Regions from separate parts of the Homo sapiens genome. Here regions 2, 3, 4, 5 and 6 are each linked to region 1. The links are chromatin loops, found by intact Hi-C in ENCODE. Cell type or tissue: endothelial cell of umbilical vein. All regions are shown on one strand. Region 1 overlaps PLSCR4 (phospholipid scramblase 4). Region 2 has its middle 23 kb from the start of PLSCR4. Region 3 has its middle 58 kb from the start of PLSCR4. Region 4 has its middle 37 kb from the start of PLSCR1. Region 5 holds the start of PLOD2 (procollagen-lysine,2-oxoglutarate 5-dioxygenase 2). Region 6 has its middle 36 kb from the start of PLSCR5.

Region 1 (5,000 bases):
CTCCATCTCAAAAAAAAAACTTTTGCCATTATCTTGTGCCATTATCTTGTACATAGCAGGGTTTCTTTTCCCCCTTCAGAGCATAACACAATGGTTTCTACTTCTAAATATACGCTTAAATATGTATTTTAAAAAAATATTACTACAGTGTCTACATCATTATGTAAGTCATTAAAATGTGTTTAAAGACAATACTAACTATTTCCTTGGCCAAAAGTAAGGGCACTTTTAATTTTTAAAATTTTAAACTTGGCCAAATTGTTTTCTAACAATCATAATATCTCAAATTCACACTAGCACTGTATAAAGTATTCATTCTCCCAAGACATCACCAGTAGTGCACTCAGACTTACAAAAATATTTGCCAGAAAGATAAGCTCCTTAATCAGCACCCATGGCCATTCACTTCCATTTCTCTGCACATCTTCCATGTGTCTCATGCATGCCTCATACCAGATTTTCATGACCCTGTACTTACGGACATATGATTCTTTCTGCTAAGGATAGTCCTTTCCCCCTTTTCTTTGCTTGTGAAATTTTTATCATGACAGCAAAACTTGACCTCCTTAGTCAGGGCTTTCCTCAAATCCCTGGCAATGTCAAATACTGTCTTCTGTGTCCTTACAACACTCTCTTCATATCTCCATATAGAATGGAGAGAATGTCATCAATATTTGCACAACTTCCATCTAAAAGCCTGTAAATCCTATGGCTACAGGAATATATTCTAACTGACATATAGTAAACTATGTGGCACCCTATTGGCATCCAATATTTATTTACTTATTAAATCAGTCAATTAATTTGTTCGCTTAAAAAGCAATTTTAATCATTAGTATGGTTTTTAGCAAAGGAGAATATCTTTTATGAATATTTAACCCACCTGGTAAAAAATGAGAATTGTATTCAGGAGGAGCATCAGGCCTTGGATCTGGTGGTTTTGTTTGATTTTCCATTTCACCTGCAGGCTGTTCAGGGGCTGTGGGTACCACACCTTCAGGGGAAGACAGGGAACATGACTTACAAAGGAAACAATAATATAATGACAAAATGTATTCTTTTTCCTTTCTTATGGGAATGCATCAAGAAATATAATCAACTGGAAAATACACTCCTATATTTTTTAAAGAAAGAATTCATCATATATTAGACACTATTAATAAATTTCATGAATTTTCAAACTGAACATAGATTTAAAAATAGAACTAAACAATTATATTATGCTTGTGATCAAAGCAATGAGCTTTCATACTAGTGGTTCAACTGCCCCGATGCTAACTCTTATCTACAAAGTAAATTCCTGGCATAATAGCAAAAATTATTTTTCCCTTTACATAATATGGAGAACACAAGCATTTATAGAGTGAAGTTGATTTTTTTTCCTAATTATTTTTGGAAAGTGCTGTCTAAAAAGATTCACAACATAACACCATAAACAAATAATGGTTTAATAAACAGTGGTGTCACACACAACTGAATTAGCAATAGTTTAGTCTACATCTCCAGTGACTCACATTTTCACTGTATTCTTTCTAAAAGCAATCTAGGTCACAGTAATTGCTGCAAGGGAGGTACTGAAGTCAGTTTCATGATGTTGTACCTTGTCTTCTTATTGAGATTAGAGACTAATTTCTCTCTCTGCTTACTACAAAAAAAAGCTGAGTTTCCTAAACAACCAGTTGACTTTTATCTCCTAGCAAACAAAAATCCCATAAATGTGGTTTTTCTCTCTTTATGTAAGTTACTAGAAAATACAAGGCCTACTTTCATCCTCCTCTACCAAGGCAGGACCTTGCCACAGGCTCTTTATTACTACAACCTCTCTTTGCAGAACTGCTTTGCAAATCTTGCTTTTTTTATTACCTAATTTTCCCCACAAACTTCAAAGATTATTCAGTAGATATGTGTCCCACTGTAAGTCCCTTTTTAATCTTTTTCTGACAATGATAGGAATGTCTATATACATAAATAACAAATATATACATACATATATATATGCAAACACACACACGTATTTATATTTGCCAAATGTTAAACAAAAAAAAATCGAAATAAAGTCCCCCTTTAGGGAAAATAATCACAAAATTCACATTTGAAAATAAAGCATATTCAAATTTATTCACAAAAACTTACCTGACATTTTGAAGAATTCCAATTAATCCTGAAAAATAAAAAATGTTAATGCCTTTAAAATACATACATAATAAATAGTATTGCTACTCAGTAACACAGGTAAGGATTTCTGTAATTTTTTTAACCTCCAGTTACCTTACATTTGTCCCTTCATTAATTAAAAAAATACTTATTGAGCACCTATTATGTACGAGGCACTAATACAGATGTTGAGAGTACAGCAATGAAGCAGACAGACACTCTGCCACCTACTGTGCTGCAGTTTATATTGTAGTAGAATGAGATTTAAAAAAAGTCAAGAAATGTTAAAGTTTAACGTTAGATAGTACAGTTATGAGGAAAACAATGTAACAAGCTTAAGAGAAACACGGATGGTAAGTTCTAGGAGAGTCAGGGAAAGCCTGTCTCAGGAAGTGACCTTTGAGCTGTTTCAACTATGAAAAATAAACATCACACTACAATTGTGGGAAGAGAGTTCCAGGAAGATAGGAAATTAGTGCAAAGGGTCAGAGATGGCAGTGAGCATGGGATACTGAAGGGAGGAAAAGAGAAAGTGGTTTAGGAGTGACTGGGCCACAGTGAGTGAAGCGAACTGAGGTAAGACATGCAGATAAAGGTCTGATCTCATCTGAAGGCCATGGCAAGGGGTTTGGCATTTTTGGTATTTGCAACTGGGAAGTCTGGAGGATTCAGTCGGTGGAGTGATCAGATCTGACCGACATCATACAATGAGAGCAAGAGTAGAAGCAGGGAGCAGTGAGGGATGGCAGCAGCAATCCAGGTGAGAGCTGACACCAGCTTAGATGGGGGAGGTGACACTGCAGGTTAGGAGTGTTCAGAGGCATGATACGGTTTGGAAGCAGGGCCTCCAGGAGTCGCTGATGGACTAAGGTAAAGAGAGGAGTGGAAGAGGGTTCTGAGTCATAGCCCAAGGTAACTGAGTTGACGGTGATCCTATTAACAAAACTAGAGAGGAGGATAGTGGGGGAATAGTGGGGATGGAGGAGGGTAAGAATTGAAAGTTTAGACTGGGGCATGTTTAAGAAGAGACTAAAAGAAGTTAAACATTTAAATTAAAAATATGTATGGGAACATTATGAGAATAACTCAAAGAAGAAGACTAGAAGTTGAGACGAGATTTGAAACAAGGAATGAGGGTGAAGGTAAATTTTTCTGAATTCAGTCAGGCAAAAAAAAGGCTATTATTTGAGAAGGGAATTTCAATATATCTGAATTTCTGAGTTCTGAGTAATGACAAATAACAAAAAGAGTATCAACAAAGGCTATAATTTACTGAATGCTTATCAAGTGTTAGGCAAAGGGCCCAATTCTTTTCACATATCTCTGATTATAACAACTCTCTAATGTGTAAATGGCCAACCCTGCTAAAGGCAAGTGCTTCTAAATCCTAAGCCTATGTACTTTTCAATATGTGATCATGTTCATAAGAATACAGTCATTTGCGTTGTCCAAGTGGAGTAAAAAAGTATCAAGTTAGAGTAGGTCAAAAAAGCATTCAAACAACGTATTAGTGAGTCATCAATATGGACACTGAGCTGACTCAATGAAAACTGCCATGGTACGAGCCAGTATGCAGATTCCCAGCTGAAATGATTGTCTTGCCAAGACGGGTGAAAGTTTAACCAGTCTTGGACCATCTCCACTCACCTCTGGAGCTGGAGTTTGTTGTACGGTGCCCTATGTGTCTCCAAGCTTAAAAAATACATATAAATATATTTTAAAACATATATATTTACTTTTATATAATATATATTATGTAAAAATGTTTTAAATATATATTTAATATATATTATATATTTTTACATTTATATTTTAAATATATTAATATTTAAATATAAAATAATACAAATATATAATAATTATAAATAATAAATATTTATTTATTTATTTATTTATTCTGGGGCATACCAAAAAGTCAGACCCAATTCTGGGCCAGTAAAAGGAGTTCAAGGGGTTAGTCATATTCCTTAATGATGGTAATCCCTGTTGTTAAGGAAAATGACTACAGCTTTCTAGAAATTTAGACACTCCTAGTTATGTACCTGGAAGTGACTCTTGCACATGCACACAGGATATAGACAAGAATGTTCTTGATAACACTATTCATATTTAAAAGAATGAAAACTTGCCTAATGTCCATCAATGGTAGACTGAATAAATAAATTCTGGTACATTCACATGATACAATAATATCCTGTAGTGAAAACAAATTATAGCTGTGCACGTGGACAGAGATGTATCTCAAAATTATAGCACAACAGAAAAAGCAAATCACTGGAGAATACATGTAGTATTGTGTCCAGAATTGGTGGGTTCTTGGTCTCACTGACTTCAAGAACGAAGCCGCGGACCCTCGCGGTGAGTGTTACAGCTCTTAAGGTGGCGCATCTGGAGTTTGTTCCTTCTTATGTTCCGATGTATTCGGAGTTTCTTCCTTCTGGTGGGTTCGTGGTCTCGCTGGCTCAGGAGTGAAGCTGCAGACCTTCGCGGTGAGTGTTACAGCTCATAAAAGCAGTGTGGACCCAAACAGTGAGCAGCAGCAAGATTTATTGCAAACAGCAAAAGAAAAAAAGCTTCCACAGTGTGGAAGGGGACCCGAGCGGGTTGCCAATGCTGGCTCGGGCAGCCTGCTTTTATTCTCTTATCTGGCCCCACCCACACCCTGCTGATTGGTAGAGCCGAGTGGCCTGTTTTGACAGGGTACTGATTGGTGCATTTACAATCCCTGCGCTAGATACAAAGGTTCTCCACGTCCCCATCAGATTAGTTAGATACAGAGTATGGACACAAAGGTTCTCCACGTCCCCATCAGATTAGTTAGATACAGAGTATGGACACAAAGGTTC
Region 2 (5,000 bases), 52 kb after region 1:
TTATTTTCTTTGAGATATGAGAAGGTGGAAATGAAGAGAGCACTGTGGAATCAAACGAAGGTGTATGTATATATGTCTATACTTACATGTGTGTGTGGGGCAGGGAGAGAGGTCTGTGTGTGTGTATAGTTTTGGTTTTTGTAGCAGGAGTCTTTAGAAAGGTGGTGACTGCAAGGTCACCCTGCCCTTCATCACTAACTCATATGTGTCTGCTAGTCCTAAGTAAAATGGATATTAATGTCCATGGGTGTCTGTGTGCAAGTGAGGCACTGTGTTCTATGGTGGCTATGGTGTGAGCAACTGATGCAGAACCATGGACTCAGACTGGATGAGACCCTGAAAGCCAGGATTCACATACTGAAGCCAAGAAGAAACTGAAGCATACACAGATCCTTCCTACAGAGCATAGGCGAATAGGAGTATTTGCATATTTGACTGCATCATGAGGAGTTTTCTTCAGGTATCTCCGAGAAAAACAGCTGGCTTGCTTGTTTTTATTCTATCATCAGTCTTTTCAGAGTAGAACCCGAAGTCCTCATATCGACCTGCATGATTTGGTAGCTCTGACCTCATCTCCCATTCCTCTCTTATTCTCTTGCTTTTACTCCAGCCACACTGGCATCTTTCTGTTTCTTAAACTTCAAGACTACTCACCTATCTCAGGATCTCTGCAATTATTGTACCCTCTTTCTCAAATAATATGCGATTTTCTCATTTAAAATGCATATATTTATGAATGCATTTATTAAATTTATTTTCTGCTTCTCCCAACCAATATTATCTCCAATAGTCATAGAAAATAATAGAGTAAAAAAACCTGCCCACAGCGGAGACAATTTTAGAATTTAAAAATAAATTTAGTAAAAAATGTATTAGGCCTTCATGAAGGAGACTAAAATATCAATAAATACTGTAAAATCTAGGTCATGTAGGCAATGCTTTTAGATGAGAATACCCAAGATATTAAAAATCAACACATAGTAATTAACATATTACTTTAATCTGCAAAACCCCTAACTTTTAAAAAATTGACTAAAAGGATCATCAAATATATGGGGGAAAATAAATGCCCAAGAATAATTAAAAAATATTGGAAGTGTAATTTTACATACAAAATTTTACCTTTTACACAGTAACAGGGCCACTAAATATTATTTTACAATGACTCAATACAAAAATAATTTTACAAACCATGTCCATTAGCTTTAAAAACTTAATTTCTTTGTCAGCAACTTAGTGCTCTATACTCACAAATATATGAAAATTATCAAAAGTTTTGCTAATCCACGTTGCTATGATTAGGATGTTTCCTGCTGTTACCTCTATTTCACATATAGTCCATAGCTCCCTATAAGAATAATGGAGATTTATAGTGAGTAAATATGTAATATTAATGGTATGGAAGAATATCACAAATATAACAAGGTATGTTGTTTTGAAACCTCTTCCTAAATATTAATTATTTGTACCACACACCTATATTCTTAATTCAAACATTTGTGTAATGAATAGCTACATAAGGAGTGAAAAAAAAGTTTTGTTAAACTATTTTTTACTTTTTCTGGTCTGACTTTCATAGTATTTCTTTCTTTTCTAATTATACTATGATGAATGTAAAATCTTAGAGAAATAGGACTAGTAGAAATCTGTTGGTCTACAGACCCAAAAATAAACAATGCAAAATTATAGAGCATTTAAAAAATAAGTCTGTTACTTCCAGCGAATATATAGAATTAGTTTGTTTTCAATGTTTGTATATCTTTTTTTCTGAGTAAATAAATATTACCTTCTGAATGTAATGATTTCTGGACTAATGTTACAAAAACAACAAAAAACAAAACAAAATCCTCCATTCATTTCCCATTCATTGAATTTAGTCAGCTGTTTCCTAACCTAATCCATTGACCTTGTTATGGTCACAATGAAAATATCAATATTTTTCCTAGCTGGGCATAATGGTTCACACCTGTAATCCCAGCATTTTGGGAGACCGAGGAGGGCAGATCACTTGAAGTCAGGAATTTGAGACCAGTCTGGGCAACATGCTGAAACTCCATCTCTACTAAAACTACAAAAAAAATTTAGCCAAGTGTGGTGGCATGCGCCTGTAGTCCCAGCTGGGGAGGGTGAGGCAAGATAATTCATTGAGCCTGGGAGGCGGAGGTTGCAGCAAGCTGAGATCGTGCCACTGCACTCTAGCATGAGCGACAGAGTGAGTGAGACTCTGTCTCAAAAAACACAACACAACTAAACAAAGCACTCAATATATTTCCTGATTGTGAAAATGATTTATGAAAATTCAAACAGCACAGAAAAGAGGGAGTTGGTCTGCCAGGTGAAAACACACACACTTGAACCTTTTCTTGAATATAGAACATGATAGAAAGTTCAGTTTATTCTTAATTTCAAGATTGTATTTGTCTAATACAAAACATACAAGCCCATTCTGGCAGTATGTGAAAGTTGGACATGACAACCTGGTCGAGTCGACTCCATTTCAATTAACCACCCTGTACCAGCATATTGTGCCAACCTTTGGGCCCTGGGCAGACAGATGTTGCATTTGTGGATTGAGAACATGCACAAGAAAGTATCTGCTTCCTTCTATGTCCCTTCTCTTTTGTCCTGGCAGTCCCTCTGTCCCTTCTATCCCTTTGAAATGTCTACCTCCTGTATCTTGAACTTGTTGCCTTTTGTTTTCCTCCCTTAGCCAAAATTAAGGCCTATCTCTCCCATCCAAAATAATTCATCTATTGTATCCACTTCTCCCTACATTCAAAATTTCATCTTATTTCTTCTCTTCTTCCCTACCAAGATTATTATTGTATTTAATCTCCCATTCATTTCTCAGCTATTTACAATCTGGCTTGCTCTCTTATTTTTCTGCGGAAATGATTCTGACATAGTTCTCCAGTGACCTCTAAATTTCCAAACTCAGTGGAAACAATTCAGACTTTATTTTACTCTTCCTGGCTCTCTGTTCCCTGACATCATACCCTTCTGGTTCTCATACTTTTGGAATTCTTTGCCTCTTTCATGACATCTTTTCTACACAACCCTTAAATGTTTATGTTCTCCAGGATGCATTACTTGGCAAACCCCTACTGGATAATCTCATCTTTTTAAATGTTTTCAGTGATTACCCAGTATTAAAAATTCCCAGACCTCTCATTCCCACATATATGTCTGTCCTCAGCTACAGACTCACAAATCCAGCCAGCTACTGGACATTTCCTTCTGGTTATCACATGACATTCTAAATTCAACAGTTTCAGAAACAAACTGATTTTATTCCAGATATATTAATGTATGTTCTTTGTCTTGATTGGCAGCACTGTAATCCACTTAGCTAGAAACCAGGATTCTTCCCCCAAACTTCTCTGTACTTTACTAACCACTTCTAATCAATTCTTATATATGTATAGATTTTGTCTCCCAAATATTTCTCAAATTATTTTCCTCTTTTATCATCTTAATACCACTAAGGTATTTAAACTGTCTTCATCTTATAGACAGTCATAATGATATAATCAAAATACAATTCTAACCACTTAGTACCCTGAATAAATCCTTCAGTGTCTCACTGGCACCTACAGGATAAAGCCCAACCTCTTAGAATGTATATGCGGCCCCTCTGCTTGTCTGTCACCTTCTCTCTCAACATTTCCTAACACTGTGTTCATCAAAACCCAGTTGCTAGCAAATGCCCCATGCCCCATGCTGCTTGTCGTATCTCTTTCTTTTCTCATGTCATCTCCTCTTTCTCGAATCCCCTTCTACTTGTAGTCCCTATTTCTGCCCTTTACCTGTGTAACTCCTATTATAAGACTTGGCTTAGGCCTTGCTCCCAAAGCTTTTCTGACCCTTTCTTTTTTTGCTATCTGATATGGTATGGCTATATCTCCACCCAAATCTCATTTTGAATTCCCCACGTGTTGTGGGAAGGACCTGGTGGGAGGTAATTGAATCATGGAGGCAGGTCTTTCCCGTGCTGTTCTCATGATCGTGAATAAGTCTCATAAGGCAGAGTTTTATAACTTTATAAGGTGGAGTGTCCCTGCACAAGCACACTCTTTTTTTAGCCTGCCACCATCCACGTAAGATGTGGCTTGTTCCTGCTTGCCTTCCGCTGTGATTGTGAGACCTTCCCAGCCACCTGGAACTGTGAGTCCAATTAAACCCCTTTCTTTTATAAATTGCCCAGTCTCAGTATGTCTTTATCAGCCGTGTGAAAACGGACTAATAAATACACTATCTTTCCTTCATCTCATTGGGTTAAATAATATTTCTATGGGTTCACCAGTGGCTCTCCCTATCATCATTCTCACATGGTATGTACAATCAGCTTTGTAGGTATATGTATGTGTTTATCTTCCCTATAAACTATAGTAAAGATGACATCTATGTTGGTAACTATAAAACCCCAGTTCTTAGCATAGTGGCTAAGATATAGTGGTTGAATTCAATATATAACTTTTTCTTTTTGAAAATAAAGATAAGGTCTCACTGTGTTGCCCAGGCTGGTGTTGAACTCCTGGCCTCAAGTGATCCTCCTACCTCGGCCTCTCAAAGTGCTGGGATTACAGACATGAGCAATCATGCCCAGCCTCAATACCTATCTTGGCATTGTATCTTTTACTAGAATTCTGGAAGATTCACTTAGTGAGTGTTAATTAAATAAAAAGTAGCACAGACATTGTTGCCAAGGACATATTGTTTGTTCCATTTTTCTAATTTTCACCTTGTTTTAATTATATTAAAATCCAAGAATATTTTTAATTACATCCTGAAAGCTAACAATCACTAAACACATATTTCTTAAATTAAATCTTCCAATGGCAATTGGTATAGTATTTTTTTCCCCATTACTATTGTACACATCCAAAGAGGGAGGTAAAACTATTGTTTTATTTAACCATGTTTATACATTCCTATCCTTTGCACTAAGGGGGTTTTCAACAAAATTAGAATGTTTTTGGATATAGGAACAAATAAGTTAA
Region 3 (5,000 bases), 87 kb after region 1:
ATAGAGTAGGGGGGCCCTGGGCCCAGCCCAAGAAACAATTTTTTACTCCGAGGCCTCTGGGCCTGTGATGGGAGGGGTTGCCATAAAGGTCTCTTACATGCCCTGGAGACATTTTACCCATCATCTTGGTGGTTAACATTTGGCTCTTTGTTACTTACGCAAATTTCTGCAGCCAGCTTGGATTTCTCCCCAGAAAACGTTTTTTGTCTTTTTTTTTCTATCACATCATCAGGTTTCAAATTTTCCAAACTTTTATACTCTGCTTTCTCTTGAATGCTTTGCCACTTAGAAATTTCTTCCACCAGATACCCTAAATCATCTCTCTCAAGTTCAAAGTTCCAAAAATCTCTAGGGCAGGGGAAAAATGTCGCCAGTCTCTTTGCATAGCAAGAGTGACCTTCACCTCAGTTCCCAACAAGTTTCTCATTTCCATCTGAGACCACCTCAGCCTGGACTTCATTATTCATATCACTATCAGCATTTTGGTCAAAGCCATTCAACACTTCATTTGTATTTGTAATATCTTAACTTTTAAGCTGATATGGGGAACCCGGGTGTTTATAAAAACATGTTGTAAACTTGTGAGATATTAAATGCTAGTATAAAAGCTGCCATGAATACTAGTGTGGAAAGTACACCCCGCACCCCTCCCGCCACCACACACAAATTTTCTTTAGAAAATAAGACATTTTATATCAATCAAATATTTTAGGTTGGCATATTAATTTGCTAGGGCTGCCATAAGAAAATACCACAGACTGGGTGGCTTAAGTGACAGAATTTCTTTTCTTACAGTGATGGGTGAGATTGGGAGCAAAGATCAAGGATTTGGCAGGTTTGGTTTCTTCTGAGGCCTCTCTCCTCATCTCTGCATCCAAATTTTCTCTTCTTATAAGTTCAGCAGTCGGACTGGATTAGAGCCCACTCTACTGGCTTCATTTTAAATTAATCACCTTTTTTAAGGCACTATCTTCAAATGCAGTCACATTCTGAGATACTGGAATTTAGGGCTTCCACATAGGAACCTGGAGCACACAATCAGCCCATTAACAGGGAATCTAGCAAAGGGCAGGAATAAAGTATAACCCTTAAAGAATGCAGCATAAATTATGTTTTATCATCACAAAGGATGAAGGATTTATATATTTCCAAGACTTTCAGAGTAAGTACTCCTGGAATAAACAGAGTAGTAAAATATGTTTATCTTTATCATTAGGTATTTTAAAGGCCAAAGAAGAAACTCCAAGTTAAAAATCTTCTGTTATCTCTATGCAGCATAATATCTGGGAATATTTTTCATAAAAAAATTAAATATCCTCATACAATTAAATACATTGAAAAGAGCATTTCCATAGCTGTTTCAATTAATTGTGGATATTCTTTAATCTCACATCAAAATTCAATGCATGCTAAATTCTTAAAGATTCATTGCAGTGTGGAATCTGCAACTCTTATCAATGAACTTTTGTACTTTGTTTCAATAAAATCCATTGGTCTATCTTGCACTTTGAATCCATCTTTCACTCAAGTGTGATTTTGTAACATTGTGCATTGGATATGGGGAATATATTGGTTCACTGAATTATGTCAACCTTCTAAATATACAGTGAAAAATTCCACTGTATACTTATGAGAATGAAAAAGGCAAATAGCATGCTAATATTATTATGAGTACAGTTCTGACATTGCAGATTCTGCTCTAGATAGTAGTCTAGTGGTTAAGAAAGCAGGATCTGGTGCCAAACTTCAGAGTTTGACTCAGGATTCAAGAGCCAGACTGCTAGCTCTGTCCAACCCCCATCATGAGTACTTTTCTTTCTTTATGCATTGGTGTTTTAATCTCTAAAATGGATATAACAAAAATACCTACATTGTAGACTGTTGATATGTTGAAATAACATAATACATGTAACATACTTAGAACTGTGTTGGCACATAGTAAATGATCAGGAATAATAGCTCTCATTACATTTGCTATTTTTCCCGGGCTTTAAATTCTGCACCCATGTCCTCTATTTTACCTTGTTTCTTCTTGCGGCCTCTGTCCCTCAGGCCATGTGTCGTCCTACATTCTAACTGAAGGAAAGTTCAGGAATAAGGATCATCCCTTATCTAAACTGGAGCACAGGAAACAGTAATGAATGCATTGCAGGAAGTGAGATTGCAAAAATTTGGAAGGCAAAGTATTTGAGTTATTTAATCACAGGAAACCAAAAGTTTTCCTGGAGGAACTCCAAACTTTCTCATGACACTGCTCTGTTTTGGGGCCAGGGAATGGAGATTTTCCAAAGCTTTTCACATGATTGTAATGTACAATGAGGAGCTGGTGACTGACAACACAAACCAATGATTCCCAGTCTATGTTCCATGTAAGGAACACCTCCGGGACTTAAAAAAATGCCATGTCTGAGTTCCATCCAGAGAGATTAAATTAATCTTTGAAAGTCGGGGGGACTTGAACTGCTGTTATATGAAAGTTGCCCTCATTAATTTAAGTGTGTCCTCAGGGTTAGAAAGCCTTAATTATAGTCTAATAACTCACATCCTATAGGGAGCCAGCTATTATAGGCAACATTTAAAGTGTATCTGTCATTTTTTGAATTATAAAATTGATAACATTTATTGAAATAAATTCCAGCAATGCATATGCCTCTGAAATGAAGATGAACTTACTCGATTTTACATTCCAGAAGATCTATTATTAAAATATTGGTCTATGCTTTTCCTATCCCAAGCAAATCTCCAAACAATCTTTTTATTATGAAAAATGTTAAGCATATACCAAAAATCTGGATAATTGTGTACTGAACCCCTTTGTACCACTTATCCATTTTAAACAAATATCAACATATAGACCAATAAATTCTTTTTTTAAAAAAAAAAGCTCTATGGAGATATCACTGACACATAAAAAGTTGTATATATTTAAGTTGTACAACTTGATGCTTTGATATACAGATATAATGTGAAATGAACACCAAAATCCAGTTAATTAATGTGTCTGTCACCTCTACAGTTACCATATGTGCGTGTGTATTTGTGTGTGCCAAGATTTAATTTAAGATCTATTCTTTTAGCAAATTTCAAATATACAATACTGTATTAACTATTGTCATCATGCAGTGCATTAGGTCTCCAGAACTTACTAATCTTACATAACTGGAACTTTGTACATTTTGATCAACATTATCCCATTTCCTCTCCCTGCACCCAGACCCTGGAAACTACTACTGTTCTCTATGCTATTATGAGTTTGACTATTTTAGATTCTACATGTAAGTGAGATTTTGCTGTATTTTTTTTGTATCTTGCTTGTTTCACTTAGCATAATGTCCTACATGTCCATCCATGCTGTTGCAAATGGCACTATATTCTTCCTTTGAAAGGCTAAATAACTTTCCATTGTGTATATTTACCACATTTATTTATATATTCATTCATCAAAAGACATTGAGGCTGTTTCCATGTCTTGGCTACTCTGAATAATGCTGCAAAGAACAGGGGAATGCAGATATCTTTTTGCAGTTCTGTCTTCCATTTCTTGGATATGTACCAAGAAGTGGAGTTGCTAGATCATATAGTAATTTTATTTTTAATTTTTGTAAGTGTGCCCATTTTATTTCTATAATGACTGCACCAATCTACTTTCCCATCAATTGTGTATAAGGTTTTCTTTATTCTACATCCTTGTTTGTACTTTTTCTCTTGTCTTTTTGATAACAGCCATTCTAACATGTGTGAGACAACATCTCATTGTGGTTTTGATTTTCATTTCTCTGTTGATTAGTAATGTTGAACATTTTTCATATACCCATTGGCAATATATATGTTTTCTTTTGTGAAATGTCTATTCGGATTACTTGACCATATTTTTATTGGATTATTTATTTTTGTTGCTATTGAGTTGTTTGAATTTGTTATATATTCTTCTTATTAATACCTAGTCAGAAGAATAGTTTGCAGATATTTTCTTCTATTCTGTAGGTTGTCTCTTCATTCTGTTAGTTGTTTCATTTGCTGTATAGAAATTTTTTGACTTGATGTTATTCCATTTGTCTATTTTTGCTTTTGTTGTCTGTGTTTTTGAAGCCTTACTTACATAGTCTTTTAACAGACCACTGCCTAAAATACTTTCTTAATGTTTTCTTCCAGGAGTTTCAAGTCTTTAATCCATTTTGATTTGATTTGTGTAAATGGTGAGAAATAGGGATCTAGTTACATTTTTCTGCATATAGATATTTAGCTAGTTTCCCACTACCATTTATTAAAGAGACTATCCTTTCCCCAATGTATGTTCTTGATGCCTTTGTTGAAAATGAGTTGGCTGTAAATTTGTGGATTTATTTCCAGGTTCTCTATGTCGCTCCATTAGTCAATATGTCTGTTTCTGTACCAATACCATGCTGTTTTGGTTACTATAGCTCTGTAGTATATTTCAAGTCTGGTAGTGTGATTCCTCCAGATTTGTTCTTTTTGCTAAGATTTCCTCTGGCTATTCAGGATCTTTTTGGTTCCATTAAAATTTTAGGATTTGTTTCCTACATCTGTGAAAAATACCATTTGTATTTTAATATGAATTGCATGAAACCTGTAGATTGCTTTGGGCACTATGCACATTTAAACAATATTAATTCTTTTAAACAATGAGCATAGTTTATCTTTTCACTTTTTTATGTTCTCTTGAATTTTTTTCATTATTGTTTTATAGTTTTTTATTGTAGATTTCTTTCATTTCTTTGGTTAAGTTTATTCCTTGGTATTTAATTTTATTTTTGTAGTATTATAAATGGAATTGCTTTCATGATTTGTTTTTCAGATTGTTTACTGTTGGGATATAGAAATGCTGCTGATATTTGCATGTTGATTTTGTATCCTGAATGTTTACTGAATTTGTTTATCAATTCTAACATTTTTTTTTGATGGAGTCTTTAGGTTTTTCTAAATATGGGATCATGTCATCTGCAAATAAGGATAATTTGACTTCTTTCTTTCCAACTTGG
Region 4 (5,000 bases), 280 kb after region 1:
TAATGCATTATAATTAGCATATAATGAGCAGTGAGGAAGGCCAGAGATCACTTTCCTTGACATCTTGGTTTTGGTGGGTTTTGGCTGGCTTCTTTACCACGACCTGTTTTATGATCAAGGTCTTTGTGACTTGTGTCTTGAGCTACCTCCTGTGTCTTCCTTTGACTAAGAATGCCTAACCTCCTGGGAATGCAGCCCTGTAGGTCTCAGACTTACTTTATCCAGCCCCTATTCACAATAGAATTGCTCTGGTTCAAAGGCCTCTGACAGTCTCATATCACAGTGACTCTCCCACCTGCATCAATTCGTCCTATAAAGCATTACTTATTTAGGCACCACTTATATTAGGTAAGTATGTAAAATAAAAAAGTATTCTACAAATTATATAAACCAGTCATTTGTTAGGCCCACAAAACTTCAATACTTAACACTTACCCTTACAACTTCAGCTTTGTATCTTTTTTCTTCTATTAAAAAGCTTTAAAATCAAGTGGTTTTAAAACATGCACAGTGTAGCCTAAAATATTTTACATAAAATTAAAAAAATGTTGAGTAGGAAATGTATTTTAATTACAAAATTAGATACATCTTTAAAGTCTTATTTTGACTCCCATATTTCTTCTTTACCACAATATAACTTGCTTGTTTACAAACAAAACCAAAATTACTAAATAAATAATATATAGCTGTTAAAATACTAAAGGCTGATCTATTTTATCAGGATATTAAATTAACTCTGTGTCTTGCTCCTTCCTTTTGCCTGTTTTATGTTCCATCAATAAATTGCAGCTGTTTAAGGGGACCAGACCAGAATAACATTCAAGAGGAAATAAGCTGTCAGGAATATTTGAAGGGAATTGTTTATACAAAAATATTGAGCAACAGAATAGGAGAGTAAGCTTGGAAACAGATCCATAAATCTATGAAAAGTGGATGGCTGGCAAAAGTAGCAATACAAATCAGTAGAAAAGATGAACTCTTTGCTGTTATTGGAGCGATTAGCTGTTTGTATACAATAAAATTAGATATCTACTCATATATTAAAAAGTTCCAAATGGAGTAATGACCTATCTATGAAAAATAAACCTTCAAAACAAAAGAAAAAAAATACAAACCTTGAAAAAATGATATGATTTAAAATTTCTCTAGACAACAAAAATATTATTTCACAAATAAAGTGAATTAAAAGCCATATCCTGAGAGAAGATATTTACAATGCCTACAAACTTATAAAAGATTTGGTTGCATAAAAAGAAACTTCTACAAATTAATAAGAAAGTTGACAGCAAACAAATACAAAAATTACTAAAGTGTGCAAAAAGATGATTCACATTAGAGGAAACATGAACATCTAATTTTAACAAATGAAAACATACTCAACCTCACAATTTCATGCAGATGAAAACAAGAATGAGATTCCCAATTAAAAATATTGGGAATTCACCAAAACAAAACATAACCCAACAATACCAGATCTGATGGGGGATGTAAAGCTGTAGTGATGGTCATACACTGGTGTTTAGACAATAAATTGGTATGATTTATTTGGAGAGCAATATTACAATATTTCATAATGATGTTTAGACCCTTAGAAGCAGCAATTTTACTCATAAGGATAATCATAAATGCTTTTTTTGACATGAGCACAAGGATACATGTACAGAAATATTCATTGAAGTTGATTATAGAGGAAAGAGGAAAGTTGGCATATTATTCAGGGTTCTCCAGAGAAAGAGAACCAATAGGGGTAAAAAAAGTGAATATATACCGTGTGTGTGTGTGTGTGTGTGTGTGTGTGTGTGTGTGTGTAAACAAAAATTGTGGGAGGTCATTGTTTTGGAGTGAGCTCACGCACTAGACTCCAACAAACCAGATTAAACCACAATAGAGTCACTCATGCCAAATGTTACACAATCATACTGAAACTTTAAGGAAACAGACAGATCCCAAGCAGACCATTTTTTTCCCCTGAAAACAGGAAATTTCAATCTGATTGAGTCAGCATAATAAGGAAGTCCCTCTGCTTTAACCCTTACAAAAAAGTAACCTGAAGTAATCTGATGTTAACCAATCATTTTTTTTTAATTGTGCCATTTCCTCATTCCCACCTTACAAGGCCCATTGTTCTTTTATTGTCTAGTCAATGAGAATGATGAGACTTTATTTCCTGGTGATATTTGTAAGTTGGCCTACAATAAGAGGAGTCACAACAGCCTTCAATTACATTGCTATCCTTTCTGTTTACCAGGAGCCACAGGCCACCTGTGGATTGAGTAGCTGGAGAACAAGGAGTCTCAGTTAACATAGATTAGTTGATTATTAAAAAAAGAAAAAAAAAACTGCATGAGATTTGCATCAAGTATATTCATTGACTCATTTTCTAATCTGTGACTCCACTGGAACTTACTTCATTTTCTGGAGCCAATGTTTCTCTAATGATCATTCCAAACTTTTTGCTAGAATAAATTCTTCAAGACTGAATTCTGATTCTTTTGATTATTTCAGATTGACAGAGCTAAAGACAATGGAAACAGTTTCAATAGAAAGAAGCTACAGGACTTCTTACAGCCCACAGTACCAGAACATCAAGCTATTTAGCTGCAGATGTGTACTACTCTTGAAGATAAGAAAAGCAGTAATCCTGAGGGCAATTCAGAGGTCATCAGGTCTGTCTCCTTGGTTTTCAATGGGGGAGAGAGCCATTGCCTTGGTTTCAACAGGCTAGACAGTGGCAGCCTGGAGCCTGGAGAATGAGAATTCACTCAGCTGAGCCTTGGGGGTGGATGTGACTCTCACATTGCAGAGCTTTGAGGGCACAACCCCCACCCAAAAAAGCCTTGCAGGACATGGGTCTCAAAGACAGAGCATCAAACTAAAAAGAATTATTCTTGAGCCTCAAGATCTAATGGCATTTGTTTGCTAGGTTTTGAACTTGATTTGGACATGTTACTCCTCTCTTCCTCCCAACTTCTCCATTTTGTAATGGGAAAGTCTATTCTATGCCTGTCCCACTATTGAAATTTGGAAGTACGTAACTTATCTGGTTTCACAGGCTCACAGCTGGAAAGAAATTTTGCCTCAGGATGAATTGTACCTTGAGTCTCATTCATATCTGATTTAGATGTTTCTTAAATGAGACTTAGAAGTCCAGAGTTGATGAGAGAATGAGTTATGGATTTTGCTACTATTGGGATAGAATTAATACATTTTACATGCAAGAAAGACATGAATGATGGGGGGCCAGGGGTGGAATGTTATGAACTAAATGTTTGTGTACCTCTCCTGCCAAATTCATATGTTGAAACTCTCACCCCTAATGTGGTGGTATTTGGAGTCAAGGCCTCTGGAAGTCAATTAGGTTTATAAAGGTGGGGGTCTCATAATGGGATGAGTGTCCTTATAAGAGGAGGAAGAGAGACCAGGGCTTGGACTCTCTGCCATGTGAGAACACAATAAGAAGGTGGCTCTCTCCAAGACAGAAGGAGGTCCCTCACCAGAAACCAGATCTGCTGGTACTTTGATTTTGAACTTCCCAGGCTCCAGAACTATGAGAATTAAACGTCTCCTGTTTAAGACAGCTTATGATATTTTGTTGTAACAGCCTGTGCCAACTAAGACAAGACTGAAGAGATATGGATGTTAATGACTGATAAGTATACAAAAGGAAGTGAGGAGCATGGTATGTATTTTCTCTAAGAAAATGTTGATCATCTTAGAGAAGATTTACATCAACATGAAGAGACCGATGGTAGAAATACAGAATTAAATGCACTTCAGGTGAAGGTTCAGATGAGTGGAAAAAAACTTGTTATTGGAAACTGGAGGAATGGAGATCTTTTTCATATCATGGCAGGCAGCTCAGCTGAATTGTATCATGCAGTAAATGTAAAGTTACTCACTATTTTATTTTTTGAAATTAATAAGTATCTTATAAGAAGCTACTTTGAGACAATGTAAGTACTGCATATTGCTTTTCCTTAAATGTTCATCAGTAATTTTAGCAGCCACCGATGTTTCCTTGCTGGAATAAAATTATTGTGATGATGACTGTCAAATGGTCATTTCCTACCTTCGTCATTTCTTCTATATTTTTTAGTTGACTTCTAATGAAACAAACAAACAAAAACCCCTTTTCTTTCTTCTTTCCTTTTCATTTAATCCCTTCCTTTCTTCTTTCCTGCTTTCTCCTTTACTTTTTGCAGCAGATAAGTTCTTGAGGGAGCCATGAATCGTATAAAAAAGTGTCATATTATTTTACCTACTGGATTGATGGTGACTATTGTTTTCCTTGTCAGAAAATAATTATTAAAGAAAGTCAATATAGATACTCTCTTAACTGATCTTAATTTACCCAACTCCTTGGGTTGACATTTCCTATTCTCTCTGTAAAACCTAATTATTAGCTCAAATTATGCTGAATACACTTGACTATTACATTAAGAGGGTCCCTATTGACTCTCTAGTTCTAGGGTACGTCTACTCTCTCAAAAGTTCTACACCAACTAAAAGTGATTTGTATTTATTTGTAAATCAGTTTATACAAAAGATTATTGTAGTTACAGAAAGTAAATATTTTTACTTGCTTTGATTAAATATTAATATAAAAGATTGTTTCTATGTAAGTTAATCTGAATTCCTTTAAAATGCTTATTAAGTCTACTCAGTAAAGTTGATTGCTACTGAGTTAGTAAAGGGTGAGCCAAATATGAATGACTGAAAAATCATGGTAAAAATTGACTGGTCTACACTAAGATACCTTTGAAAGTGTCTTAGAATTCTGGCTCTATTGAAACAAAAATAAACTGTGTATTTTTATAGAAGAAAGACAGTGCAGAATAGTAGACCCACACTTGGCCCTTGCCCCTACTTAAAAGATTGATAAATAAATAAATGATATGATAATAATAACAAAATAATAAAATTCACCCTTAATTTATTTTAAATATATTCATCTTTTTTACAGATATGCTTCATCTTTTATTGACTTTTTTACTTACACA
Region 5 (5,000 bases), 62 kb before region 1:
AGTACAGAGGACAAGACCCTCTCTCTTCCAGAGGTTTCTCCAGGCCCTTGCTCTTTTCCTCTCCACCCCATAAATTGCTGGTTTGCATCAGTAGATAGGGACAAACCTTTCCTTTTTTCCTTGAATGTACCACAGTAAATTAGAGAGTTTATAAATGAATGAATGTGGTACAAAAATACTGGTCTTGACAGAAACATTTGAAACCATTTCCTTTGTTTTTGCCCAAAACTTGGTTTCTGCCCAGTTTGGATCATAGAATAGTAAGGTGCCTCAGAAAACACACACAAATTTTATCCAGGTCTGGAGACATGACGGCAAAGACTTGGCAGGAATACATCCACCTTCTCCTTATCCCATCTAGAAGGCAGAAAGGGCAGGAAAGATAAATCAGGGTATGAACCTGATTTACTGGCACTGATTAAGAAGGTTCTGCCTCTGAAAGCTCCCATAAGGATATAATTTTCAGGTAACAATTCCTATACGTTATTTTCAGAGAAAATGATTATTTTAGCCAAAATCTTATTTAGTCTTTCCATGCTAAGAATAAAGTGGCAACCAAAAGGAATCAATACAGCACACAGAACTCTCAAAAATTTAACAAAAATCTATGTTCTCAACTCTGGTCAACAAAGCACCAGAGCTAGGAAAAACTACACTCCAAAAATTGATGAATGTGTATCACATTCCCAACTACAGTGGGTAAACTGAAAATCACTATAAATATTTGTTTTCAAAAATAATTTGCTGTTATCATTCCAGTAACACTATAATGCCATATTGCCTCAAATACAAATAGATTAGTCTAATCCAGGGATTCTTAACCCTGGGCAATTTTGTCCCTCTGGGGACATTAGGCCTTTTTTGTTTTTTTGGTGCTCAGATTAGAAAGGTTATACTACTGGCATCTAGTGCACAGAGGTTAAGGATACTGCTAAACATCAATGCACAGGATAGTCCCTCAAAGCAAAGAAGTGTCTGGCTCAAAATGTCAATAGGGCCAAGAAATTGTGATTTAAACCATTTCTTCTTGGTTAGCTGGGACATGTTGACAAATATACAGGGTTAGAGATGATAAGCACTCTTCTTAAAGAACTATTAAGCTAGACAATTTAGGGTCCTATAGAAGATCTTGATATTTATGTCAACGAATAAGCTTCTATTTAGTAATTTTCAGTTGAAACTTGTAAAGAATAAAATAGACCACAGTCCATGATTCTGCCCACTTTATCAAGCAGTTTACCTCTACATTTATTAGTTTATCACATAACCTATGAGAACACCTACCTACACCGAAATTTGTAATCAAACTGACTACTGCTGGCTTCACCTATCACAAATTAGTATTTTCCCACATTTCGACCCTAACCGAATTCTCCATGCCTGCTTACCAAGTGACCAGTCCTCAGATTTAAACAGTGGGTTTCATGTGGTCGTTTCCTGAGGAAACTTTCATACCTAAAATTCTCTTTCTCTGATATCACAATCCATTAAAAGTTTACTGTCCAGTTCCATGAAATTTAAAATCCAGAGTGAGAAGGGAATTTGATTTTGACTATAAATATAAAGGCAGATACAAAGGGATGTCCTCTATTAAAAAGTTAGGGGTGTTGGCAATGAAGTGGAATAAAATATACAAAGGCCAAAGAGGCCTCTCTAAATATTACAAAGTCCTTAGAGGTTATTTTATTTCCCAGTTAAAGTCTCCTTGGGTGTTTCAACAAAGAAAGACATTTTTCTGGGGAAGGCTTTTTGTTCTGTTTTTCCTTTTTAAATTTCTCTACTTCCAAATTTGCTGAAAGTATTTACTTTCTACTTTCCAGATATTATGTTAGAAGAAATATTTTTAAATTATGCAAAAGTTTAGTTCAAATTTAGAGGAATCACACGGGTTCAGAAATCCATTTTTAAATGGTCACATATACCTAACAGAAAGAAAAGCATCCTGTAACTGATAGAAATCCATCTGAATGCTGAAGTTTCTCAAGCTAACAAAGCAAGCACTGTTTTGTAGAAAGATAGGCAGTTCAGCCTGCTGACGCTTTCTGAAACACTTAAAGATGAAGACAAAACTATCGCTACATGGATTAGCTGGACTGCAAACCAAATGTCACTTTCTGAATGTAACTCTGAAATAGAAATTTCTGTCCTTAGGCTTAAGAAAAGTTCAAGTAGAAAAGCACTCTATTATAAACTTGGGGGAAAAAATGGTGCCAAGATGACTTAACAAAAAACAAAACAAAACAAAAAGGACATTAGAAGGTCATTTAAATGCAAGATCTAATTTCAGAGAGTTGAGCACAAAGAGCACAAATGTGGAAAACTCCAAGGATTTTTCATGTGCCACAAAAGGCAGCAAAGCATGTTTAGACAGACGTGGTGAAACTCTCTTTAATCTGGCTAAATATAAAACGTTTTGTTTTACACAGCTTCTGAAAACGAGAGACAGCACCGGGCTCAAGAAAAGGGTAGGTAAGGGGAGCAGCTGTGTGTCCACAGCTTCCCCTTCAGATCCCAAAGGAAGAAAGCTGCCGCCTGGAGGTACTGGGTAGCCAGGCAGCCTTACTGAAAACAACTAAGGTTTTCGAGCGAGCGTTGTTTTTGGCAAGAGGGAGGTGTTACCGGCTGCTTCCTGGGGTGCTGGAAGGAATGTGTCACCATCAATTAGAAAGTACACTAAGCCCCGTGTTTAGGTCACAGAAGGAGTACTGCCTCGTCCATCAAGGATAAATCCATGCCAACTCTCGGAAAGGAGGGGAAAGGAGAGCTGCAGGAAAGGTGTTGGTGCCCATGACCTGCAAGTCCAAAAGGAAACTCCAACTTGTTCTGCAGGGAAATTCGGGCACGCTGAGTTCACCGAGAACTCCAAGGAGTCAACGAGGGCGGGTGCCCCTACACTTCCCCAGGGACCAGCGCCGCCCGACCGCAATTCTGGGGAAGACCCCGGCGGTCCTGGAGAGGAGGGACAGGCCCCCACTACTCACCTGGCCAGCCCCGCGGAAGGGCTGGTGGATGAATGAACTGCCCCCCCGCCGGCCGAGCCTCGCGGGACAGCGGCGGACCGCGGGGTGCTCACCTGTGGGGATGCTCGAGGGCTTCTCCGAGTCCGCACCCAGACAGGGATTCCAGGGGTGGAGGACGAGCGCCAGGAGCAGCAGCTGAGGCTTCACCGTGCATCCCCCCATATTCGGCCCTCGAGGGCCGCGCGGGCTCAGGCGCCCACGGCCCCGCAGCGCCGCGCTTCTCGCGAGAACGCAGAGACCCGGGTCCGCCCTGAGCCGCCGATTGCGGGCGGGAGCCGGCGGGCAAGGCGCGCGGCCGGCAGCCGGAGCGGCGCGTAACGCAGCTGAGTGAGGTCGTCGGTGGAGGCACGGAGCAGCAGGCGCCCGGGGCGCTGCGGAGGCCTTATAGGCTCCCCGAGGGGAGGCGACGGGGCGGGCCGCGCCCTGGCTATTGGCCGCCGGCTGACCCGCCGCCGCTGCGCGCCCGGTGCGGTCGCCTCAGCTCGCCCTCCTGGGCCCCACGTCTGGACTGTTTGCTCAGCGCGGACGCTATTTAAGGAGCTGCCTGCGGCTACGTGTGGAGGCTCACGCAGCGCTTCTGGCTGGAACGGGGAAGCCTGCACTTAGCTTTGGGAGTGGGTTTGGGAGAGGGAGGAGGAGCCGCCGGGAGTCTGGCGGGAGGGCGGTGTTCCCGTCTGGGTTCCTCTCTGCTGTCCCAGCCCCGGTAGCTTCCACAGCAGCCTCGAAGGGTGAGAATTTGCTCTTCTATGGACTTGGATACTCCACCCAGTCTGAAGTGACTGCAAATCTGCGGCAATCTTGGCTGACTGGGACCTCGCCAGACTCTTAAGCCATGGAAATGGATCGCCCCTCATTAATTCAGGGGCAGGTTCATCACCCTGTAAAAGGAAGGCCGTGATTTTATTTTACTCCGTAAACCGAAAGTTTTATTGTCCAGTGAACATTTCTTGCTCCGCCGCTTGTGCCAAGAGAGCCTTAGACTCTTTCCAGTAATGAGGCTTGTAAATCCTGCGGAATCGGAGCCCAACGTGTGTAATGCCGGGGCTGTGCTTACAAGATCGTGCTCCAGTCCGCATGGAAAATTACTCCCAAAGACGTGGTCGGAGAGGTCGAGATCTCTGAGCCTTGGCCCCCACTGCTTCCACTTTTGACTGATGTCTAAGAAAATTCCCTTTTTTCTGTTCTCACATTTTAACTAGCCAAGGGTTTAACTTGTTGGAATGAGTGGGAGCAAAAGCACAATTAAGAAAAAAGCTTGACAGTTTTGCCTCATACATTTAATGACATAAGCTATTTTATAGGAGAAAGAGAACCAAACTGCTACCATTCTGGAATCTCCTGCCTAAATTTTCGTGAAATTAGAAAAAAACAGAATCGAGACAACACCCGTTATAACTCTGGGCCTTTGAAATTAAGACAGAAAATTATGGAAAAATGTGTTCCATTATGATCACGTTTTGTCTAAAATTAACATATCAAGATAACATGAACTTAATGCTTTCATCTTGATAGCATTAAAAACAGGTGGAAAACCCTGCAAAGAAATCTTGCCTGGGATGTGACATTTTAGAAAGAATCATTTCCTGTGCCCAGAACTAAGCCAGTTATTACTCTGTTTTGAAGGTTTGGTCTCAGTTTTTTAAAAGAAGAGGAAAACTGGAGAAAGTTCTGAGAAGAGTAACAAATAATTAAAGAAGTGGAAACTATGACCTGTGAGAAGAATGAAATAAGGTTTATTTAGTCTGAAGGGGAAAAAAAAAGCTAAAAGATGGATTCCTTAATAACAGCCTTTCATGTGTGGCAAGTACAGCTTCATAAAACTAGGCACAAAGCAAACAGCATCAGTCCTCTGAGTCCAAGGACTCTGCTAGGAATGGCTGGTGTTTTGGCCAGATCTGTCTCCAGAAAGCCAAACCTGCAATTGCCAAACTCCTTGAACTTGACTTCTTGCTTCCTTGGTTCTCCAGTATCTTTAAGAAC
Region 6 (5,000 bases), 420 kb after region 1:
TAAATGAAATAATTTAATCCATAATTATTTCTATACCCATATATATTATTAGTAAAGGATGAGAATACCCATGTTTGTGTGTATGAGCTTCTTATTGCCAAGAAACAAAATTCCCCTGTACAAAATTTTTACAATCCTTTTCCCCTCTTCTCTCTACAACAAGTCAGCAGGACACAACTTACTCCTTGGCTTTTTTACATCTCAGTCGTCCTGCGTGTAAATTACGGTTACTAATGATTCCTCAGATCACTGATCTATGGAACAACACTGATCAAGCATCCTAAAATTCTTGGTTAGCTGTAAATTAAAAGAAAATTTCTAATGACACATTTTTTTCTTATGAAATAAATGTATTTTTAGAAATATTCTGTAACATCAGTGAAACAAGAAAATATATCTTTATTTTGTAAATATATATAGCAGTATTCTATCAAGTTTGAATTTCTGTACTATAACGGCTTCATCTGCTTTGGGGGTGCACAGGTTTTGGGATCTTGAGTACAAGTGGAATCAGTGTACAAAAATGTTTATGAATAACTCAGTATATTTTCTTTCATCTTTGCTCTGTAATATCAAATATATATATTTATACACACACACAAACACACACATCTATATATATGACTATGATGTTCAGAGTACCTGTTACTTGTTATGTGGTTAATCATTTTTCATGTCTAACTGATTTCCTTGAAATGCATATTTATTATTACGTCCTCTTGAACGTTAGTCATGCAAACTGTAATGTAGTCCTAATTTTATGTATTTGTGTGTGTGTGTGTGTGTGTGTGTGTGTGTGTATTTTATACTCATTGCTTTCCAACTGATTTCTGAATGATGGAACATGTTTTTTTTTTAGCCAAAATATTGCTATTGGTTAGTTTTTGAAATGTGGTGTGAGGCTTTCTCTTTCAGTAGTGGTGGGTTTGTAAAAAGAACTTAGAATTTGTCTTGAATGAATTTCCTCATGATGCAGGGTACCCATATGTGAGAGGGCTGAGACCTTGCCCTCTGATCGCAGAATGATACAATGACATAAGTTAATTTCTAAGAAGATAGCATCTTTGATCTGGATTGTATGCTAATATGTAGAGAAGTTATCACCCTTATCACCTTATAAGTCAGTGAATGAATAAATAGTGCATATATGAGAATACTTCAGAAAATGAGTTAACTTTCACTACATATAAAGTTACAGATATAACATGAAGATATTACATGGTAGAAAAATAGTCACTTGCTTTTATCTTTATCACAGTAATTAATCAAATATTACCTCTTGGTTCTTTCAAATGTTGTGGACCCAATTGTTTAATTGTCATCAATATCATAGACAATTGAAGATTCTCTTAGAAAGCCACTTTGGGCCCAGCTGTCAGGAGAATGAGAATGTCTTATTTCCCCACTCTAGGCATTTCCATTAAAGGATAATCAGATTCCCACAAACCCTAGGGCTATTTGCCATTTGGATGGCAGGAACAGCTGTGGAGTCCAGAAGGTGTGTGTCGGGTTCTCCTACTAGGAAGGGGTTTGGGGGACTGATTGAGGGAGAGGCCTTAGGTTTGGAATAGATTAGGGAGGTAGCTCAGGTCTGCAACATAGTATTCAATAATACATAACTGTTCTGAGGGGGAGGGTCATCATATTCCTCACATATTGAAAATTTAAATTTAATAGAATGTTTTAAAAGGTTGAAATAATGTATGCATTGCATGTAGAGTAGATTATATGTGAAAATTAACATAGCCACCAAATAAAATTGTAAAGGGCATATTGATTCATACTAAAATGGAGATAGTTGGTAGGGGTTTAGGTAATATTTACTTCAGAAGATAGACCTTTATTTACTTCATATTTTAAGCACTTTCTTTAACTCAAGGAGATTCTCACTCTCAAATGCTGGTTTATCTGCATCTACATGGTGAAATATTGCCATCATGTGGCTAGTCCGTCTATCACACCTGCTTTCCTCTGGGAGAGATTGTATTTTGGGGTATTTTTATATGGTGCTTGAATGTTTGGGTTATGTTATATGATACCCATTTTATATGGGCATGTATGGTGTCTGTTGGGGTAATTATTTTCATAAGATAGAAAATATTTAAGCATATTAATTCAAAATACACATTAAATTAAATTTTCTGTTACTGTCACTCAATTGGGTTTTACTTTGTATCTTCTGGAGCTCTTAGAAATTTTCCTTTTCAGTGGGCAAATTATTCAAGTTGTAAATCTTAAACTCTTTGGAAGTGCCCTCTTAAGAACCCAGTTTCTTTTTTTTTTTTTTAATGTTTGTGTCTACTCTGAAAGTCACCACTAGTTACCAAAATGTCCATTTATTTGTATACAATTTGGAAACTATTTCTGATGCATACCCCATTATAAACAATAGGGGGCGATATGATGTCATGTTTTTGGTTTCTCTATGAAAGTATTTTTCATAGTATAAGCCCTGTTTATTTTTTTCTTGATAACAATGCTTCCCTAAAATGAAAAGCACATTTGTTTTATTATGACAGTACTGGCAATAAATATCAGCCTCCTTATACATACTTGGGAGATGTAATTTCTTAGAGAAAAAATTCTATGCCAGTTTATTAGTATTTCAATACATGTATGTATTTCTAAATTGATATAAATATCCAATAAACTTATATTTAATCCAGAGATAATAGTTTCCAAATATACGTTGGCTTGGTTTCTCATTAAATTCAGAAATTTTACCTTTTCAAGTGTTTTTCATTAATCTTTTTCATTATATATTACCATGAATGCAAAAATGTAGAGTTATACTTCAATTTTAGGTTAAAATCATGAAACTATGTACCTGGCCTTTTAAAAGTTTGAAATCTTTAGACAACAAGGATACAAAGTATTAAAACAAAAATTTTTTCAAAGTTACATGATTTTCTTAAATCAACTAAGAAGTTCTTTCAATGTAGGGTATTTGGATATTTTATATTTTCAAAGTTTATATGGGATTTAAGGTTCAGAAAGAATATAGGATAAAATAGTAATTTATAAGTTAAATATTTAAGTTCAAAATTGACAGTTTGGGATAGAAAAATATATGTATTTCAATGGGAAGCATGTTTTCCCTGTTTCTTCAAGTAGATACAAGTAAACTAAGGATAATACAACTCCCATGTGAGATTATAATTTCTGTCTCCCTCTCAAATAGAATCACAGTTGTCAGTGCTTTTAAATTTTTGTTAAAATTGTATATATACACACATAATGTATATATATATATGCACACGTAACTATTACATTATTGTACTCTCTTTATCTCTTCATAAAAAATAAAACATTAAATAATATTCTAAAGTCAACTTTTAATTTTTTTCCAGCTCGCAGTTCCCTTATCAGATAAAGTTAATCTTTACTATGAATTTGTTATATATGCTAACTTTTTAATGATTTAAGTAAAAGTGACTATAATATATTTTTCAAACATGTTTTTTGGCATTAGGAGCCCTAATTTTACACCAAAAAAAGGAATTTTTAAAAATACTTTATATCCATTTTTAAAAAATTTCAGGTTGGTTGCCTGAAATTAGCCATAATGCGAGAATTTACACCATGAAAATTAGCAAACTGTACACATCTTGGCTCTTTTTCCTTTTTCTGGAGAGCTCGCGTATTTCTTAGCTGGAGCAACTATTGGCATTTTGGTTAGAAAATGTCTTCTTGGGCCGGGCGCTGTGGCTCACACCTGTAATCCCAGCATTTGGGAGGCTGAGGTGGGCAGATCACAAGGTCAAGAGATGGAGACCATCCTGGCCAACATGGTGAAACCCTGTCTCTACAAAAATTAGCCAGGCGTGGTGGCATGTGCTTGCAGTCCCAGCTACTCGGGAGGCTGAGGCAGGAGAATCGCTTGAACCCATGAGGCAGAGGTTGCAGTGAGTGGAGATCATGCAACTGCACTCCAGCACTCCAGCCTGGCGACAGAGCAAGACTCCACTGAAAAAAAAAAAAAAAAAAAAAAAAGGTTTTCCTATCCTTGACAGGATATTTAGCATCTCTGTTCCTTGCCCATTAAATGACAATAGCAAACTCAAGTCAGCAAGTCAGTAAAAATGCCCCCGCAAGTTTCTAAATGTTCCCTGGGAGAATATCACCCCTTCCAAATGACACCCAGTCCTGCAGGGTTGACTAAGCAACATGCGGCAGTGCAGTAATGAAAACTCTCAGGCTGGGTCAGAACTTAGACACTAAGTTGAAAACTAAATTGAGACAAACTGATAAAAAGATTTAAATTATAGTCTGTATTGCTTAACTTGTTGGTCATATGGTTGGTCTTACTGATATGATCAGAATGTTCAAAGACAGAAAACAGGGAAACCATTTAGGAAGCCATAGTGTGTTGTCTTGTGAACTAATGGCGTTTATTTTTCTTCCGATAACATTACATTTCAAGTGCCTTCCAGACTCCAGAGTTCTGCTGTCCAATATTGTGGCCACTAGGCACATATGACATTAAACAGTTGACATAAGGTGCAATTGAGGAACAGAATTTCTAATTGAATTATGATGTGACGAAAGTGTATATACACTGAATTTTGAAAACTTACTTTAAATATAAAGAAAATGCAAAATATCTCATTTATTAATAATTATCTATATTAAAAAGATTGAAAAGATACTATTTTGGATATACTGGGTTACATAAAATATATATATATATATATATATATATATATATATATATATATATATATAATTTTTTTTTTTTTTTCTTTTCGAGACGGAGTCTCGCTCTGTCGCCCAGGCTAGAGTGCAGTGGCACAATCTCAGCTCACTGCCAGCTCCGCTTCCCTGGTTCACACCATTCTCCTGCCTCAGCCTCCCGAGTAGCTGGGACTACAGGTGCCCGCCAGCACGCCCAGCTAATTTTTTGTATTTTTAGTAGAGATGGGGTTTCACCGTGTTAGCCAGGATGATCTCCTTCTCCTGACCTTGTGATCTGCCCGCCTCGGCCTCCCAAAGTGCTGGGA

What was found. A loop is a pair of places that touch in the nucleus more often than their neighbours do. Peaks named below come from ENCODE experiments on the same cell type or tissue, not always from the same donor. Only the 100,000 strongest peaks of a DNase experiment are listed, where the experiment ranks them.
Region 2: a loop joins it to region 1, with 8 times the contacts of the local background. A loop is called at or near these places in 6 of 110 quality-filtered maps.
Region 3: it touches region 1 in a loop (7-fold over the local background); 6 of 110 quality-filtered maps call a loop at or near these places.
Region 4: a loop joins it to region 1, with 12 times the contacts of the local background. A loop is called at or near these places in 2 of 110 quality-filtered maps.
Region 5: a loop joins it to region 1, with 2.9 times the contacts of the local background. A loop is called at or near these places in 2 of 110 quality-filtered maps.
Region 6: a loop joins it to region 1, with 9 times the contacts of the local background. A loop is called at or near these places in 14 of 110 quality-filtered maps.

Annotation. Positions count from the first base shown.
Region 1 is chr3:146,219,932-146,224,931 of GRCh38, forward strand. PLSCR4 (phospholipid scramblase 4) reads right to left here. Exons shown (of 9, transcript NM_020353.3): 2 at 2,134-2,161; 3 at 884-994. The coding sequence starts at 2,140. Among named protein-coding and RNA genes, the nearest start is that of PLSCR4, 29 kb to the right of the region's middle. In endothelial cell of umbilical vein, no CTCF peak of the experiment used is centred here; DNase peaks (open chromatin) are centred at 1,620, 2,590, 3,580 and 4,270; H3K4me3 peaks cover 305 bases; H3K27ac peaks cover 3,159 bases.
Region 2 is chr3:146,272,001-146,277,000 of GRCh38, forward strand. No RefSeq gene overlaps it. Among named protein-coding and RNA genes, the nearest start is that of PLSCR4, 23 kb to the left of the region's middle. In endothelial cell of umbilical vein, no CTCF peak of the experiment used is centred here; DNase peaks (open chromatin) are centred at 1,931, 2,221 and 3,061; H3K27ac peaks cover 2,901 bases.
Region 3 is chr3:146,306,675-146,311,674 of GRCh38, forward strand. No RefSeq gene overlaps it. Among named protein-coding and RNA genes, the nearest start is that of PLSCR4, 58 kb to the left of the region's middle. In endothelial cell of umbilical vein, no CTCF peak of the experiment used is centred here; DNase peaks (open chromatin) are centred at 977, 1,787, 2,227 and 3,127; H3K27ac peaks cover 3,082 bases.
Region 4 is chr3:146,504,844-146,509,843 of GRCh38, forward strand. No RefSeq gene overlaps it. Among named protein-coding and RNA genes, the nearest start is that of PLSCR1, 37 kb to the right of the region's middle. RefSeq lists an enhancer at 1,908-2,573. In endothelial cell of umbilical vein, no CTCF peak of the experiment used is centred here; DNase peaks (open chromatin) are centred at 148, 878 and 1,998; H3K27ac peaks cover 2,253 bases.
Region 5 is chr3:146,157,808-146,162,807 of GRCh38, forward strand. PLOD2 (procollagen-lysine,2-oxoglutarate 5-dioxygenase 2) reads right to left here and starts at 3,377. Exons shown (of 20, transcript NM_182943.3): 1 at 3,074-3,377. The coding sequence starts at 3,182. In endothelial cell of umbilical vein, a CTCF peak has its summit at 2,547; DNase peaks (open chromatin) are centred at 64, 2,614, 3,394, 4,024 and 3 weaker places; H3K4me3 peaks cover 3,988 bases; H3K27ac peaks cover 5,000 bases.
Region 6 is chr3:146,639,094-146,644,093 of GRCh38, forward strand. No RefSeq gene overlaps it. Among named protein-coding and RNA genes, the nearest start is that of PLSCR5, 36 kb to the left of the region's middle. In endothelial cell of umbilical vein, a CTCF peak has its summit at 1,954 (motif pointing left); DNase peaks (open chromatin) are centred at 1,948 and 2,398.